2 separate regions of the Mus musculus genome follow, and region 2 is linked to region 1. A link is a loop called in an ENCODE intact Hi-C map of the cell type or tissue named here. Cell type or tissue: left cerebral cortex. All regions are shown on one strand. Links, peaks and the distances in the headings refer to the core of each region. The heading gives the core; the rest is flanking DNA.

What was found. A loop is a pair of places that touch in the nucleus more often than their neighbours do. Peaks named below come from ENCODE experiments on the same cell type or tissue, not always from the same donor. Only the 100,000 strongest peaks of a DNase experiment are listed, where the experiment ranks them.
Region 2: a loop joins it to region 1, with 4 times the contacts of the local background. A loop is called at or near these places in 14 of 42 quality-filtered maps.

The regions. Positions count from the first base shown.
Region 1 is chr9:87,737,328-87,745,543 of GRCm38, reverse strand. It overlaps Gm36767 (a long non-coding RNA gene), which reads right to left and starts at 6,160. Exons shown (of 3, transcript XR_379684.3): 1 at 5,687-6,160; 2 at 3,444-4,360. In left cerebral cortex, for the core only: a CTCF peak has its summit at 4,675 (motif pointing right); DNase peaks (open chromatin) are centred at 4,696 and 6,092; H3K4me3 peaks cover 328 bases; H3K27ac peaks cover 697 bases.
Region 2 is chr9:88,218,636-88,226,851 of GRCm38, reverse strand. No RefSeq gene overlaps it. Among named protein-coding and RNA genes, the nearest start is that of Gm28231, 37 kb to the left of the region's middle. In left cerebral cortex, for the core only: a CTCF peak has its summit at 4,673 (motif pointing right); a DNase peak (open chromatin) is centred at 4,683.

The DNA.
Region 1 (8,216 bases), core at 1,583-6,582:
GGGGCTGGTGAGATGGCTCAGCAGGTAAGAGCACCCGACTGCTCTTCCGAAGGTCCTGAGTTCAAATCCCAGCAACCACATGGTGGCTTACAACCATCCCTAATGAAATATGACTCCCTCTTCTGGTGTGTCTGAAGACAGCTACAGTGACTTACATATAATAAATAAATAAATCTTAAAAAAAAAAAAGGAAAGAGGACACACAGAGACACACGGTGTCAGGGGCCTTTTTAACTTCCCTTTCCTTGGCAGAGCAGGAGCTTAGAAAAAAATATCACAAGAACAACAGGCTTTTTGAATGCTTCTTTCCAGGACCTGGTAGACTCACTGCTGCCTACCCAGCACACCTGAGACCAGAACAGCACAGCTCAGGACCTGTTACTTATCCTCACGACTGGAAACTGTTCTCCATGGTGCCTCTACTCTCTGCCACCCATCAAGCCTGTGTCTTTCCAGCTGCACCTGTGTCTGAGCTAAGCAATGGGCCAGCTATCTGTCCTGGGTGATTCAACCCCTACTTGACAGCAAGATCTAAATACGAGAGACTTGCATCCCTGCTCTCTCAAGATGGCAGCCTTGCCAGATAATAGCACACTGTTAGCAGAACTTTCTTTATATCAAAGTAGCTGGCATTGTTTTAAAAGACTACTTTTTATTTCGTGAACAATATTTATCAAGTAGGGGATACACACACACACTAAGGAGGAAAGATTAGTATTCTTTAAGGGCATGCCCCTCAGGAAGGTCAACCATAGTTGAGGGAATAGGCCCACATCCAAAAGTGTAGGGGCAGCACAGATTAGACACGATGGATTATTAAAATGGAAAGAAAAGTGAACAAGAAATTGGGAGGAGGTGGGGAGTAGGGGTTTGATCTTGGAGGAGTTAGCAGAGGTTTTATGGGTGAATATGATCAAAATACATTGCATGCATATATGAAATTATCAAAGAAGTAATAAAATATTATTCTAAATGTTTAATAAATAAATACCAAAGTATTGAGTTCAATGGTGAAAACATTGGTCAGCATTTTGGAGAGAATTGATATTAACATTGTCTCAGGCTTCACAAGCTTATCTCTAATCATCATCCATCCTAAAGTTAATGTAGGGTGGGAGTGTTATATAACTGAAAAGGAAGAAAAAGCTGGGCATGGTGTCCCATGTCAGTAATCACAGCACGTGGAAGGTGGTGACTGAAATGTCAGGAGTTCAAAGCCAGCTTGAGCTACAAAGTGAGTTTGAGGTCATCCTGAGCTACATCAATCCCTGTCTCAAGAAGAAGGGGTTATAAGATATCATGAGAACATAGAAGATTCTTTAAGTGTCAAATTAAAAAACATGCCACGCGGGCTGGGAGAGATGGCTCAGCGGTTAAGAGCACTGACTGCTCTTCCGAAGGTCCTGAATTCAAATCCCAGCAACCACATGGTGGCTCACAACCATCTGTAATGAGATCTGACGCCCTCTTCTTGTGTGTCTGAAGATAGCTACAGTGTACTTACATATAACAATAAATAAATCTTTAAAACAAACAAACAAACAAGCAAACATGTCATGCAGGTGAACTCAGAAGAAAGCCTGACTACTCTCAGCTGGGAGGTAAATTTAATACCACATAATGTTGGTGCTGCTGAGATTCCCTCATCTAAAGATGTTTGATTATTTCTTGGGATCTTGGAGCCAGTGACAAAGCCAGCATGCCTTTATGCTCCATTTGCTTATTCCAAGCCTTTCTCACTTGCCTATCCCATCACACCCCACTACCTGGAGCTACCTGGAGCTGCCTGGAGCTGCCTGGAGCTGCCTGGAGCCGCCTGGAGCAAGTGGAAACAAATTATCTGCTGTTCTATATTCAAAAGATCAAGACAAACACAGCAGCAGGCTTCTGACCTCAGGGAGTTTACACTCTAGCTGAAGAGGAAGTTGCACATACATTCCTTTAATCTGGGCTCAGTTAACCTTGGGAAATAGACTGAGATGCACTGGGTGGATATGTAACCCATTCTAAACATGGAAGCTTCAGCAGGAGGGTGAGCATCCAATATGATCCAAACAGGGAGGGAGGACAGAAGTGGGAGGGAGGCAGGGAAACAGGGAGGGAGAGAAGGAAAGAAGGAAGGACACTTGCAGAGTGGGCCTTCCCAGTCAGTCTTAGAGGGTGGATCCAGTACCAAGGAGAACTTGTCTTCATAAAACTCAACCTGCTTCTTGACTCAGCATTTCAAGGTGAGGAGACAGGTGATCGAGAACAAGGGAAAGGAAACTTTCCCTTCTTCTTCCCCAGGCTCCAAGTCTCCCATCATTAGGGGAATACTGATGTTCCTGCAAAACCAGAGTGACACTCTGACTTTCCAGAATACTCAGATGTATCTAGCCACTGTTCAAACCCATACTGCACAGGGGGACCCAGATCACCCTACAGGCTGCCACACAGAGGCCACACAGAGGTCTTCAGCCTCTGTACTGACAAGCCTTGGAGACCAAATTTTGTTCTTATTTTCTCTGGAGCACAGATATAGAAATGCCCTTCTGAAGCTGCCAGAATGAAAACTGGCAAGTGACAGAGTTGAGGGACACTGAGGACAGTCAAAAGGGCAGGGCAGGGACAAGCCCATGCTTCTGAAGTTTCTTAGGCAAGGTGTGATTGTCCAAGCTTGCTGGGAAGCTAAACTGAGTTTGAGGGCAGCCTGGGCTACAGAGAAGATCCTGTTGGAGAGTCTTTAGGTATCAGTCTCTGGAATGTCCTTTCTATAAACAAAATGCCTCCATATTGTAAAGAGAATCTGGTGGGAGGGAAGGAGGCAGCAAGGGAGGGAGGAAGATTAAGCACTTTGCCAGGGCTTGTAGCCTGTATTCTGTTTAAACCCTAAGAAGCCAGTGCTGAATTCAAGACTGGTTCCTAAGGTCTCTAGATAAACTGCATCCCTATAGAGCTGCACCTTTGACTTCTGTGCAGTGAAGTAAAACCACAGCCCAGGAATTTGTTGGGTGAAACAGGAGCAGGTGATTCCCTAATGGAGCAGAATATAAGACACCCCCTCGCTGCTGCTGCTGCTGCTGCTGCTGCTGCTGCTGCTGCTACTGCTGGCCTCATCATCCTGGTCAATTCAGGAACGACACAGGGACCTCTTACCACAGAGAAATGATTCGACTTTTCCTTGTATAATGAGGATCATGCTTTTTTACTTCTTTCCCTTGCTGCTAGGAAGCTCAGAGGCAAATTTCAAGTTCTCCTTTAATAAACTGTGTGTTGTCCCACATGCACACCAGAGCTCTTGTTTTCTTCTCATCTTGGCTCTGGATTCTGATTTCAATTTTATGCAGCCTTAAGTTTTTACACAGCATTTACATGCTTGTTGTAAGTACTCTCACAAAGCATCCCCAAACCTTAGCAGACTAAAGTAAAGCATGCGTGACATTAAAAAAAAAATAATAATTTACCTGGGATGAGCTTTCATCTGTTGTACCCATGCAGATTCTTTAGTGCTTTGAATTCTATTGCTTTAAAAAAAAACTGAAGAAAAATCAAGACACCATCTGGCTGTCTTTAGAAAGACAGAGGTAGTTTAGGTCTTTGATCTGCTCTGCACATGGGCTGAGAGAGGGAGAGAGGACCAATCTCCCTGACACAGACAATCGTTCGCTTTATTAAACAAGTGTCTTGTATTACACACAGAGAGCATGCATTATGTGGATGCTCTCGGGGAAGTCAGAATGGAAAGTAGATATTGAGGGTAAGGAGACTCAGGTTTGAAACATTCACGTCCCAGCTGTTTCTAATAAAGTCCTCTAAATGCGAGCGTATTTCCACAACATACACTAATGCAACTGTAACTGCCCCGAGATGGTTTATTCTTAAAAAAAAAAAAGCATACATATTATCAGGAATAATTGTGCAATGGAGAGTCCATAGGAACTGCAGGTTACCGCCCTGGAGACAGGTCACTTTACACTTGTCTTAGTTGTTATCATGCAGGACCTAGACAGTTTTTCACTGTTGACCTAGTAATAAAGTCCTGACTATAGAAAAAGAAGAAAAAGGGTGGGGGAGATAGAGAACCTCACTACTGGGAAAACCAAAAAGGTCATTGGGGGGTTGCAAATGAAAATGAAGGTGTGGCAAAGGGCTCTCTCCAGCTTACTGTGTGGGGAAGTGGGAACTTCACTGGGAAAGATCCCTCAGCTGGAGGGGACTGGGTCTTGGTCAGGCTCAGTTAATCCTGAGGTTAGCCTTCACACCAGGGTTAGGAATCCTTGTTAACATTTGTCCAGGTTCCCCCTCAGGTTGCCTTTTTCATTTCCCACCGTCTTCCTCTGCCCATGTGGAGGCTTCCATTTCAACAATGGCTTTTACATTTCTGTAAAAAAAAAGGGGGGGGATAGATATGGGGGTATTATCTTAATGGAGGTCAGGTAGAATAGTGAAAGGGCAGGCCCTTCTCTGTCCTGAGAACTAGGGGCCTTCTCCATCCTAACAAAAGGCATCCATCTACAGAGCTTCCCTTGCAGCGGGGCTTGGATTTCTGGGGCGTCCTAGGGCTGCAGCGGCTGCGAGGTGAAGGGTTCTGATTGCCACCCAGAATTGGACACAGGTACAGCCTGGGTCTGCAGGGAGTCCCAGGTAAAACTGCTCCCTTAACAGTCGGGCTTATGGCTATGCCACCAACGGTCCCCAGAGGGCGCCCTGGGCCCGGACCCTGCTTTCAGGCCAGGCCCGCGAGCTGCCAGCAATGGGAATAGTAGGGGACTCCAGCGAGAAGAGGCCACTGCTGCCCCAGGCCAAGGAGGGTGGGAAACAGCCACCCAGCAGAATAGTTGACAGACTTTCTGCCACCACTTCCTTACCTCCCTACCCCCCACCTGGATATATTGTCTCATCACCGCCCAACCCGCCAGCCAGGCTGGGATTATTATTCAGCCTGATGCAGGGGTTGTGGCTGGAATGCCTTTGGGTCTTGCCATAAACACTTGCCTAAATCGTGAAGCACGCGAAGGACAGGGCACCATTCCCTCCCGCCATCCAGAAACGCTCTGGATTCCTTGCTTTGTGCTAAGGCCCACAGGCCAAGGTGTTACTGCTTGTGTCAGGCCGAGCGGCGGCGTGAAGCAGGCGAGGGCAACGGCACTAAATGCCTATGCCGGTCCGGAGCTGCCTAGCTAGGGCCAAGCTCTTCCGTTTTAGTCTCAGACCTCCGCGGATGAAGCTGTGGACATGCAGCACTAGAGAGCAGCCCGCTCACCAGTGCCCGTGTCGCCAGGCCCGACCACTGGGACACTTCTCTTACAGGTTGAGTTTTCAACTCAGTATTTTGAACCAATTTTTCATTTTTAGGGAATTCTTAGTTCAAATGTGCAAAAGGCTCAACAAGTCCTCCTTTTACCCCTGCACTGCGTTTCTTTTCCCGCTTTCCCGAGGTCACTGAGGTTGACCTAGAATTCGCAACTGACTGCACGCCAGCCAAGGCTCTGTTTACTAAGTCACCGTCACCTCTTAGCGTAAGGGACGCGCTTCTCCGGATCCAGATCTTCCTGATGGTTTTGCCCTGCGCTGTTAGCTGTGCGCCCTTGCCATTGGGCTAGGGAAGCGCCGACCCGTTCGGAAGTGTAACGCAGGGCTGGCTTTGGAGCTCCGTGGACAGACGGGCGCTAGTGACAGACCCCAGAAGGAGGAAGCCTATACCCACCGAGCACACTGTACGCCGGGCGCCGAGATGGCCGCGACCCCCTGCGGCCTCCAAGAGCCACGGGGTCCTCTCGGGCTCCGGGGCCCGGCTCTCGAACAGGTGCGCGGTTCAAGGCCAGGGGGCGGGACCACCCTCTGTCCCAGCGGGTCAAACACCCAGAGGCCAGAGGTCAGCTTCCAGCTCTGGGAGAAGGGGTGCGGGCTAAGTGGAAGTCTGGCTGTTGGATTGGGAAGTGTGCTTTGAGGAGTGGAGGCTCCAGCAGGCAGCTCAGGGATTGGCCGCACCGAGCTCAGCTCCCCAGAAGGCCTCCCCCGGCTTTGCAAAAAGGGCTTACTGGAAAGAGCAGAAAAGAATTTGCCTTTCACGGGACAAGGCCAGCAGAGGGATGGGTGGAGAACTTCGGCTTGCATTCCTTCAACACTTCCCTCTCCTCTCCCTTTCGAGCCCCTTTTCGGTTTTACACACAACACCTGGGAGAACTGTTAATGGCGAATTAGTTAGGGGTCGCTTAGGCGTGGCCAGGAGTTTCTTCCCTCCCGGCCCCCGCGCATCACGCCCCTTCCACGGATGACTTGAACTCTGCATCCCGTCTGTCCGATCCCTATTTGGGCCGCGGCTTCCGAGCCGCGCTCACCGCCTAGGCGCGCCTAGGCGCGGCTGCAAGTGGGCGCACCACACGCACCGTGATTTATGAACCAGAGGCTCACGAGAACCCGACGCTTCGGCTGGGTTAATTTTTGTCATTGTTCCTCATCAGGTTGAGATAGTTTGAAGTTTGAGGCGGGTTTTATTTATCACCCCGCACATTTGAAATACAGTCGGACATAAAAATAACTGACTCTGGAACTCTGGCGCAATATTGGAACCGTCGGGGAATAATTTGGCTAACTGACTTGGACATTTCACCTTCTAAACAGAAATGCAGCTCTCAGTCAAACTGTAAATCAGAATGTCTTCAGCAGTGGTGGGAGTGGGGGGAGGGAGGGGAGGCACCAATACCAGAAAGAATGGAAACCGAGATGAAGAAATGAAAGGAAATGCAGATATTGACCCAAGCAACTCAGACTTCAGAAAGCCGGGCTGAATTTTTAATTTCAGGTGTGGAACCTCATCGGAAATTTGAATTCTTAAATGTTTTTCCTGGAAGATCGGTCTCCAGAGTTTTAGGATGCCCCAATCAGACTTTCAAAAAAATCTTTTTGTCCGCTTTGTATCAATACCAAGCAATAAATGATAGTTTAAAAAGCAAACCAGCAGAGTACCCAATTAAGCTCACTCTGGGTCTAAATTGAGGTCCTTTTTTAGAGTTGTAATTATAAACGGAAACAAAGAGGCAGGGCGTGGCCTGAGTTATGATTGAGCGGGATCATACGGAAGCGACTTAAATTTTGATAAGGAGAAATTTCTCTTGCGATTCCCTTACTCCCAACTTGCACTGGATCTTGGGACCGGAATCTGAGAGCCTTTTCCGCGCCTCAGGGGCTCCTCTCTCCTTCTATCTGCAAGTCCTCAACATTAAATGCTCAATTTCTTACCGCCACTTAGCATGGAGTGATCAAAAGCCTCCTCAAAGCAGGGACTGGAAAAGAACAGAAAATCAGTGCGGGCAGCTACTCAACAACTGATCACAAAGGAGGATGCAAAATACAACCAAATAAAACTTCCCAGAAAGGAAGCATATGTTGTTATTTTTTCATTGCGTCTCCCCCTACCCACTCACCCTCACCCGCGAGGAAATGTCATTGGATCTCCAGCCTGGACATAGAGACCATTCTGAACATTTCTCTTCTACTATGGAGATACAAGCATGGTTTTAATGCCGCTGACCTACAGCAATAGCACCTGTAAACACCCGCTCCACTTTTAAGACATTCAACATGTAAATATTTGTCTAAACTCATTTAAAACCAAAACCATTCTCATAACTCGCTTATGAAATATCTTAAAATAAACTGGAATGAGAAATCCATGACACTTCTTTTAAAAATCCTCACAATTAAATTGAAATTTAAAAGATAACAGAGGCTTCTGGTAGGGGAAAAACACAAAAGATCACTTTAACGGAGCTTTGAACTGTGCTAGAAGATCCCCAGTTAGTAGATGGTACTTAGTGTCTGTTGATAGTATTTACTGTGCAATTTAAATTGTTATTGGAATCGAACCTTATTTCAAAGTTATTAATAAAATAATTGAGATGAAAACACATTTTGATAGGCAAAGGATTGGCAAGAAAATTGATTTTCGTTTCCCTTCACAAGCAAATTGATATTGGTGCAGTTTTGACACTTGCAAGGCTGAATTCTTAATCTGATTTTTAGAACAATATCAATCCCAACCTCACGTTGCTCAAATTCATTTATCTGCTTTAGAACAGGATCGCAAACAATGGCAGCTTCATCTACAGGGCACTTTTTTTTTTTCTGTGTTGTGAGTGAACTCTTGCCAGACCATGACCTGAAGTCCTTTTCAGGATAACCAGCTGAGAAATCAAACAAGATTGTCTTTCCATACATTTATTTTTATTTGTTCG
Region 2 (8,216 bases), core at 1,723-6,722, 480 kb before region 1:
AAATTACTTAAAAAGGAAAAAAAAAAAAGGAAGGCGAAAAACCTCAAGGTCAGCCCTCCCATGGCTCACAGGTTGCAGACAGCTAGAAGATCCACAGGTATGGGCACAGGAGCCAGAGATGGCGCTAGAAGATCCACAGGTATGGGCACAGGAGCCAGAGATGGCGCTAGAAGATCCACAGGTATGGACACGGGAGCCAGAGATGGCGCCTAATTGTGTAGCCCAGGATGGCAGGTTCACCAGAGAGGCCAACAGCGGCTGTGGGAAGTCTTGCGCGGAGGCTGCCTGTGTATGAGGAGATTGGTTTGTACTTCGTTGGAAATTATTTGATGCCACCAAGCCTGGCCTGAATCATGTGAACCAGTTTGCCTTGGGAGCACGTTGAACGAGCCAGCAAGGAATCTGTCATTAAGATTAGAATATTTGAGTGCAACAGCTTTACAAAACAAATTAACTTAAAAATCCCAAGACTTTTCATAAAGTGTGGATCAGTTCTGTAGAGGGTCTGGGTAAGAAAAAGAAAAAAAAATAGTGACTCTGATCTTTGCCTGAAATTTTTGTTCATCATGATTTTTTTGGCATTAAATTTGATTATTAAAATGTTTATCTTCGTTTTGCTGAGTGAAATTTGCCAGTCACACAAAAACGTCATGTGATTTTTATATATATGGAGGGTGCAGAATAGACAGACCCAGAGGCTCGGAGCAGAAAAGTGGTTTTCAAAGGCTGGAGAGTGAGGGCTGGTGACTTCCTGTTTAATAGGCAGAGCTTTTATTTAGGCTGATGAAAAGTTCTGGAAAAAGATCATGGTGATGATTGCATAAAATTGTGGGTAGCCAATGGGACTGCACTGAACACTTAAAACTGTTGGAAGAATAATACTATAGATAGTATACATATATATGTACTATAAAATGAATTTTATATACTATGTACACACACACACACACACACACACACACACACACACACACACACACACATATATATATATTCTCACAGGAAAATATTACTTATTGTGATTATTGGGTACTTTGGCTTTCCACTAAGTCTTTAGTACTGCATACTGCTCATGCCAGCACCGACACTTTGGTATTAGGTTTAGAGCTGCAAACAGGAAGACCAGACCATGAGGAGGGAGAGGATGGGCTATGGCAGGGGAGACCTGGCAGGAAGGGGCTGGCTGAACTGAGCCCTGGATGGTGGAAGGCACTGTCCGAGCAACAGCAAGCAGGTAGATTCCATGGGTGCACTAGATTATGAGCTCTGTGATGGTTTGAATGAAAATGGTCCCATCGGCTCATAGGGAAGGGGAGTAAGAATTAGGACCTGTGAAGGAAGTGTGTCACTGGGGGTGGGCTTTGAGGTTCCAGAAGCTCAAGCCAGGCACAGTGGCTTGCTCCTCCTGCTGTGTGCCAATCCAGATGTAGAGCTCTTAGCTCCTCTCCAGCGCCACGTCTGCCTGCGTGCCGCCATGCTTCCCACCATGATGATAATGGGCTAAACCTCTGAACTGTAAAAGACAGCTCCAATGAAATGTTTTCCTTTATAAGAGTTGCCATGGTCATGATGTCTCTTCACAGCAATAGACACCTTAACTAAGACAAGCCCCCAAAGGGAAGGCAGGTGAGCAAGAGTTGTGGAAGGAGCAAGTTGAAGCCTGGGGTGAGTTGAGGGATAGGGTGCAGCTTTCAGAAATAAGACTACAAAGGGAGATCAGAACCAGTCCACCAAGGACTTACTTCACCTGCTAGGCAGTAGGGGGACAATGGAGGTGACAAACGTTTCTATAGTTACGTGGTGGGGAGGATAGATGGGAAAGAGGGCCCTAGATCCTAGAAATCTTTTAGGATTGTGGGGTGCACAACACTTAGGAAGAAGTGACGATTCTGGGCAGGAAGCCCAGAGGAGTTGGGTGAGCAGGATTGGAGATGAATAGTTGGGTGTTTAATTAATGGGATTCTACTCATCTGACATAGATCATGAAATTACCTAGAAGGCGGCTCTGGATGAACCTTTAATTGTGCTAAGAGGAGGATGTGTGAATGATGGGGGAATCTTCCAGCATGGCTTCTGCCTGGACACACAGACACACACAGACAAAGACACACACATAGACACACACACAGACACACACACACACACACAGACACACACACACAGACACACACATAGACACACACACAGACACACACACAGACACACATAGACACACACACACAGACACACACACAGACACACAGACACACACACACAGACACACACACAGACACACACACAGACACACACATAGACACACACACAGACACACACAGACACACACACACAGACACACACACAGACACACAGACACACACAGACACACATACACACACAGACACACAGACACACACACACAGACACACACACAGACACACACACAGACACAGACACACAGACACAGACACAGACACAGACACACACACACACACACACACACACACACACACACACACACACAGAGACACACACACTGTATTTAGCCACATATAGGTTGAATTTCCTCAGGAAAGTTTCTTATCTTTTTGGTGCCTCAATTGCTTAATTTGTAACAACGAGTTAATGCTTGTAACTATCTCAAATGATTACTTTGGGACTTAAATAAATCACTATGTGATAAAACCTGGGAACTTTATTAACAGTAAGATCGAAACACTGTTTAAACATAAGAAGTAAATGAAAATATCATGCAAACCACTTTTGTTAATATTTTTAGTGTACAAATTTCACACATATTTATCATTGTATCCTACTTAGATCCATCCCTTTCCAAGGCGCTGCTATTCCTCCCCCTCCCACCAGCTCCCACCTTCCTCACAATGGCTCCCTTTCTGCCTTCAGGTCACTAATAAATGCTCTATATTTCATATATGAATTTTAACTCTACATATAAAAGAAAAGATAATATTTTGTGTTTCTTGCCACAACCATCCTCACTTTTCTTTTACCCTCTTTCTTTAGGTTGCTTCTTCCTCTCATAGCTCCTATCTACTTTTATTTACACACACACACTCACATACACACACATATATACATATACACACAGACACGCATATATATACACACATATATATACACATACACACACACAATATATATATATATATATATATATATATATATATATATATATATATATATATATATATATATATATAGTTCCTGCAGATGAGAGAGAGTGTGATGTTTGTCTAAGTGCAGATCATCTTTCTGAGGCATTGTCAAAGTAGATCAGGATAAAATTCCAGAGATTTTGGTATGGGGGGTCACTGTCAGCCACAGGAGTGTTGATGCTGAGGAAGGTAAGAGTGGTAAGGAGAGGGTGTCCGTATAACATACAACCCCAGTGCTGGCTTCATACATGGCATGATGTTTTAAAAGCATTCAAGGAGGAAGTCAAGAACTCAGTGGATCTGTAATCCCAGCAGGTGGATGAAGTCAAACCTCTGCCTTGTGAATGTCCTTGTGAGCGTCCTTGTGAATGTCCTGTGATCTATCCCTGCTGCTGCTTTCTTACGTCTTCCACAGAAGCAGGCAGCTCATTTTGGTGTTGGAATTTGGTTAGCTCCTGGAAACCATTTATGTAGCTTTGTAATTATTTTGCAGTCAATTAAAAAAAAAAGTCATAAAGACACGTGTACCAAGCGAGCTCACACCTGGTGATGGAGCCCCTCTGACTGACAGTTGCCCGTCACCTTCATGGCCCTGCTGGAGAACTTCTTTCCCTGGCTTTTGAGGGCTGATGACTGTGATCAGAGCTTTAGTGTCAGCTCTAACATCACTTCCCCAGGAAAACGTTACATTTTCCCGGATGCGATATCTCCCATGGCACTGTGTGCTTGTCCTTCGTGACCTTTGCTGTAGTTTGTAATACATCGTTGTAGACTTATTTGTATGTTGTCTATATTCTCCTTTAGACAATAAATTATGTCCAAAGTATTGTTTTTTTTCTTCACACCATCTTTGATGTCTACATGATTCCAAACAACCTAAGTGCTAACTAAACACTTGTTGAACACAGTAAAGTTTTGGTTGAATAACATTCCCTGCCGTCCAGAGGGACTCAGAGAGATCCTTGTAGTAGAAAGTGGTCAGGGTGGTTGAGCTGGATGCCTGTTTTTTTTTTTTTGTCAATATTTATATTCTGTATAGTATATCTTGATGGGTTTGGGATTTCTTCTCGACTCTTAGACTTCAGAACAGCTTACCAACTGGTGTGTAATAGGGGGCTTGCCATCCCAGGTGGCTGTCTTGTCCTACTGTGGTTACCGAGGGATCATCTAAAAGAATGCCCACGGTGCTGGTATATCGTCTATGAGTAGGAGAATTAGAAAGGGTGAAAAGAGTTGACCTCCCTCCCCCTTTTATTCCCTTGGTTTTGCCTCACATAGTGGTGGGGAATAATGCCATGGGGGTGTCGCCAATTCTAATATGGCTGGCTGTATTAAATGCTAGGAATAATAATGGAAGACATTGGAGACTCTCTTTGCTGCAGTGTGTGTTGCTGAGGAAATGAAGAACGTCACATTCAAAATCTCATTTCCCTTTTTAACTACAGGGGATTTCAGCATCAAAAGGCTTCATGCCCAAATTTCCACCTTGTAAAAACTGCAGCCTGTAAATTGAGCCAGCAGGGGGCGCTACGACCCTTCCTAAGAAGTTTCCTTTTTTTTCCCCCTGAAGACACTGGCATCTGGATTGTGGAACCAAAGATATCAAGCTGGATGTTAATGACGCTCAGCCTCAAACCTGAAAAGAGAAAGGTTTATGATAGTGTGATTTACACGCTTTCTTAAAAAGTCACATGAAGCTAGTTTGCTTTAGCAATCTGTTTAGCCCAGGGGTGGGATGGGGAGTAGTCTCCGCTTGGTTTGGGAGAATGGCCTTGGAAAATAAAGCACGTCCAGACATTTGACATATTGATTTAATGTGATGCAAATTCACACAGCACCTCAGGGTCATCTCCGTATTTAGAGGTCATTGACATCTGGCTGGGATTTCTCAGTCAGTGGAGATGCACAAAGACCTGAAGGATGCTTATGATAAACGAGTGAGGGGATCTTTGATAATGTTTCTGTTGTTGAACGGCAAAGTTTGCAGTTCGAATGAGACCTTAGAGAGCTCACAGCCAGCCGACTGCTGAGGGTAGCGAGTACTTTTCCTGTAGCGCTATTGTTGGTTCTACGATGCTGTCTTGGATTTGCTGAACCTCAGCACCACCTGAGGAGAGTTTTGCTGCAATGACCTCCCTATTTCCCCCCCTGTGACTCTGGTCCCACTCAGGGCCGAGTCACGATCACTGAGGTAAATATCATGCCAGTCACCTCCGTGGTGCGATGCTTCTCTGCTTGAGTTGCTGGAATGAAATAATGGGATATGCGAGGACTCTGCCCTTCGCAGTGGGACGGTGGTCCAATTTCTAGCGGTCCATTTGCTGAAGGGCGCAGGGGCTGAGTTTCTAGTTCTTCTGAGAGGACCAGCTTCTGGGGGCAGCTGCTGACGACTCTCTTTGAATGTCTTTTTGCCTTTCGACTGGTGAACGCACTGAAATCACCTTGGAGATGAAAAGGAGCCGCTCTGAGGAGGAGCCTGGAGTGAGGCAGCAGGGGTACCATGGTCATGCCTACTGAGTGCTCCACACGTGAAACCATGGTTTCTGACCACAAGCGTTTCCTGGAAAGCATCACTCTTAGGAACTGTTTCTGTGTCCCTGGGGCTGTCATCTCAAAGTCTGTCACATTCCTGGAGGGAAAAAGTCCACTCCCCTGCTATTTTGTGTTGGTGGAGTGTACATGTTGTTGGAAGTTGGCCCTGCAAACTTTGAGACATGTTCGATTTGCAGTAACTAATTATCAATTCACTGCTGAAAGGAAGAGGGAGGGCTTCCATATTAGATTCCACATATGGCGTCCCTAAGCTATGCACTGTTTCTTTCTTTCTTTTTTTTCCTTGCAAAGAAGAAAATGCGTCAAAGCTCCTGAGTGTCTAGGATTCATCTTCTCTCCTGCCAGTGTCTTAGAAGCTGCAGAGCTGAAAGTGTTCGCTCTGGGCTGACGGAGGGGCCTCAGTTGCCCGAGTCTTGCACCTGTTTTTCAGGCTTGGCCCAGATGAGAACAGGTCCCTGCTGGTTTGGTGTCCAGGACCAGGCAAGACTACAAACATCACTTGCAGGCAGATGTTGGGTTATTTAGAGCAGGGGGACTGGGGCTGTTGAGGAGCTGGTGGGACTCATTAAAGGGGGTTGGGCCAATGCAAATTCAACAGGCCAAGTGGAGTGCTGGCAGGAGAGCTGGCTTTTGAACACTGTGAGACTTCGTGGAGGTCTTTAGAAACAGGGTGACTGGAGGGTTGGTGGGAGGTCTTCCCATAGGCTTGGGTGTGGATTTGATGAACCCTCAAAGTCTTTGCAGCATTCTGATTTTGTGGTCAAGATTAGGCAGACACATGTGGCTGTAGATGAAATAAAACAGGGGTCTAACGGGAAGCTTCATGCTCTGTATCCTTGCCTCCTGCCGGCTTCCAAATGTCTGTTCTGTGCTCCAGGCTCTATCTTACTATGTTTCTGGTTCAGAAGCCAGTAGTACTTAGCCTCTCCACCTAGGCTATACTTTCTTCCTTCATCTAGAAACTTTTTTATTTACTTATTTTTATTCTTTGACAGTTTCATGCATGTCTATAATGAGAAGAGGCTGGGGTAGAGAAATAGTTACTTTGAGTCTCGCTTAAACACTCAGAACAAAGGAGAAAATTTATCAGTTCAGAATCTTACAAATGTAATTACTGTAATTCATTCATTTAACCTCCACCCCCAGTTCCACCAACTTAGTTTATTTTCTGTTAGCACTTAAAATTCATCCCACAAGAAATACCAACCAGCCCCCCAACAAACCCGAAATCCAAGTCTTACAGAGCCTCCCCTCCATGCTCCCCTTGTAGACACGTTTTGCTTGAAACAGGAGGATCTTGCAGTTGATAGACTGTTTGAAGCACCCAAGGTGGGGAGCAGCTAGCTCCCTTTGAAGGCTTTGCAATGTAGTTGCTCCCAAGATGTGAGTTTACGCAGAGAAGAGAGGTGGAATGTTTCTTCCAAGCAAAACACACCCTTGTGTCATTCACCATTACACTCCAGTTCCAAACAAACACCGACCCTGTTCTGACGAGAAGCCAGGGTGGGTGTGAAATACAGCAAGGTCATGGTCTTACAGGACCATGAACATGCCAAGCAGGAACACTATGTTTAGAGGGAGGAGGGAGGGTTGCAGTTGCAAGCCAGTCTTTCTAATTCCTTCTTTGCTGCCAACTTCAGGCAAAGTAAACTTAATGGCTATTCTCCACCATAGGAAAATTGCCTTTGTTGTTCAGATTGCCAATCTAGGATTTCCGTCCTAGATTCTATTTCTTGAAATCCATTGTTTCTTTATTCTGACCTTAAGCACAGCTCTTGAGAGCTTCTGTTGGTGTGTGTGTGTGCGTGATGGTTCGTATATGCGTGGCCCAGTAAGTGACATTTTTAGGAGGTGTGGCCTTGCTGGAGTAGGTGTGTCACTGTGGGTGTGGGCTTAAGACCCTCATTCTAGCTGCCCAGAAGTCAGTATTCTGCTAGCAGCCTCCAGATGAAGATGTAGAACTCTCAGCTCCTCCTGCACCATTCCTACTTGGATACTGCCATGCTCCCACCTTGATGATATTGGACTGAACCTCTGAACCTGTAAGCCAGCCTCAATTAGATGTTGTTCTTATAAGACTTGCTTTGGTCATGGTGTCTTTTTTTCAGCAGTGAAACTCTAACTAATACAGTGTGTGTGTATGAAGTTTTGCCCTAAACAATAACAAAGGCACCATGTGGAAGCTGGCCTCTCTCCCGCTCTACACCAGCGCCGCAGGTCATTCCCCTACTTTGTGATTTCCTTTGTGATTTTCTCAAGATGATGTCCTGGGGAAAGGCTTTAATTTTTTTGTCATGCATTTATGTATATGTGAAGGTATTCCCGAGGAGGCCAGAAGAGGGCTTGGGATCTCTGGAATCTAGAGTTGTAAGTGGTTATGAGTTGCCTGAATAGGTGCTGGGAACTGAACTCTGGTCTGTGAAAGAGCCGGAAGTGCTCTTAGCCATTAAGCCATCTGTAGCCGATTGGTACAGGCACTTGGCTAACATTGTGTCGGAAGGAAGAAAGGGG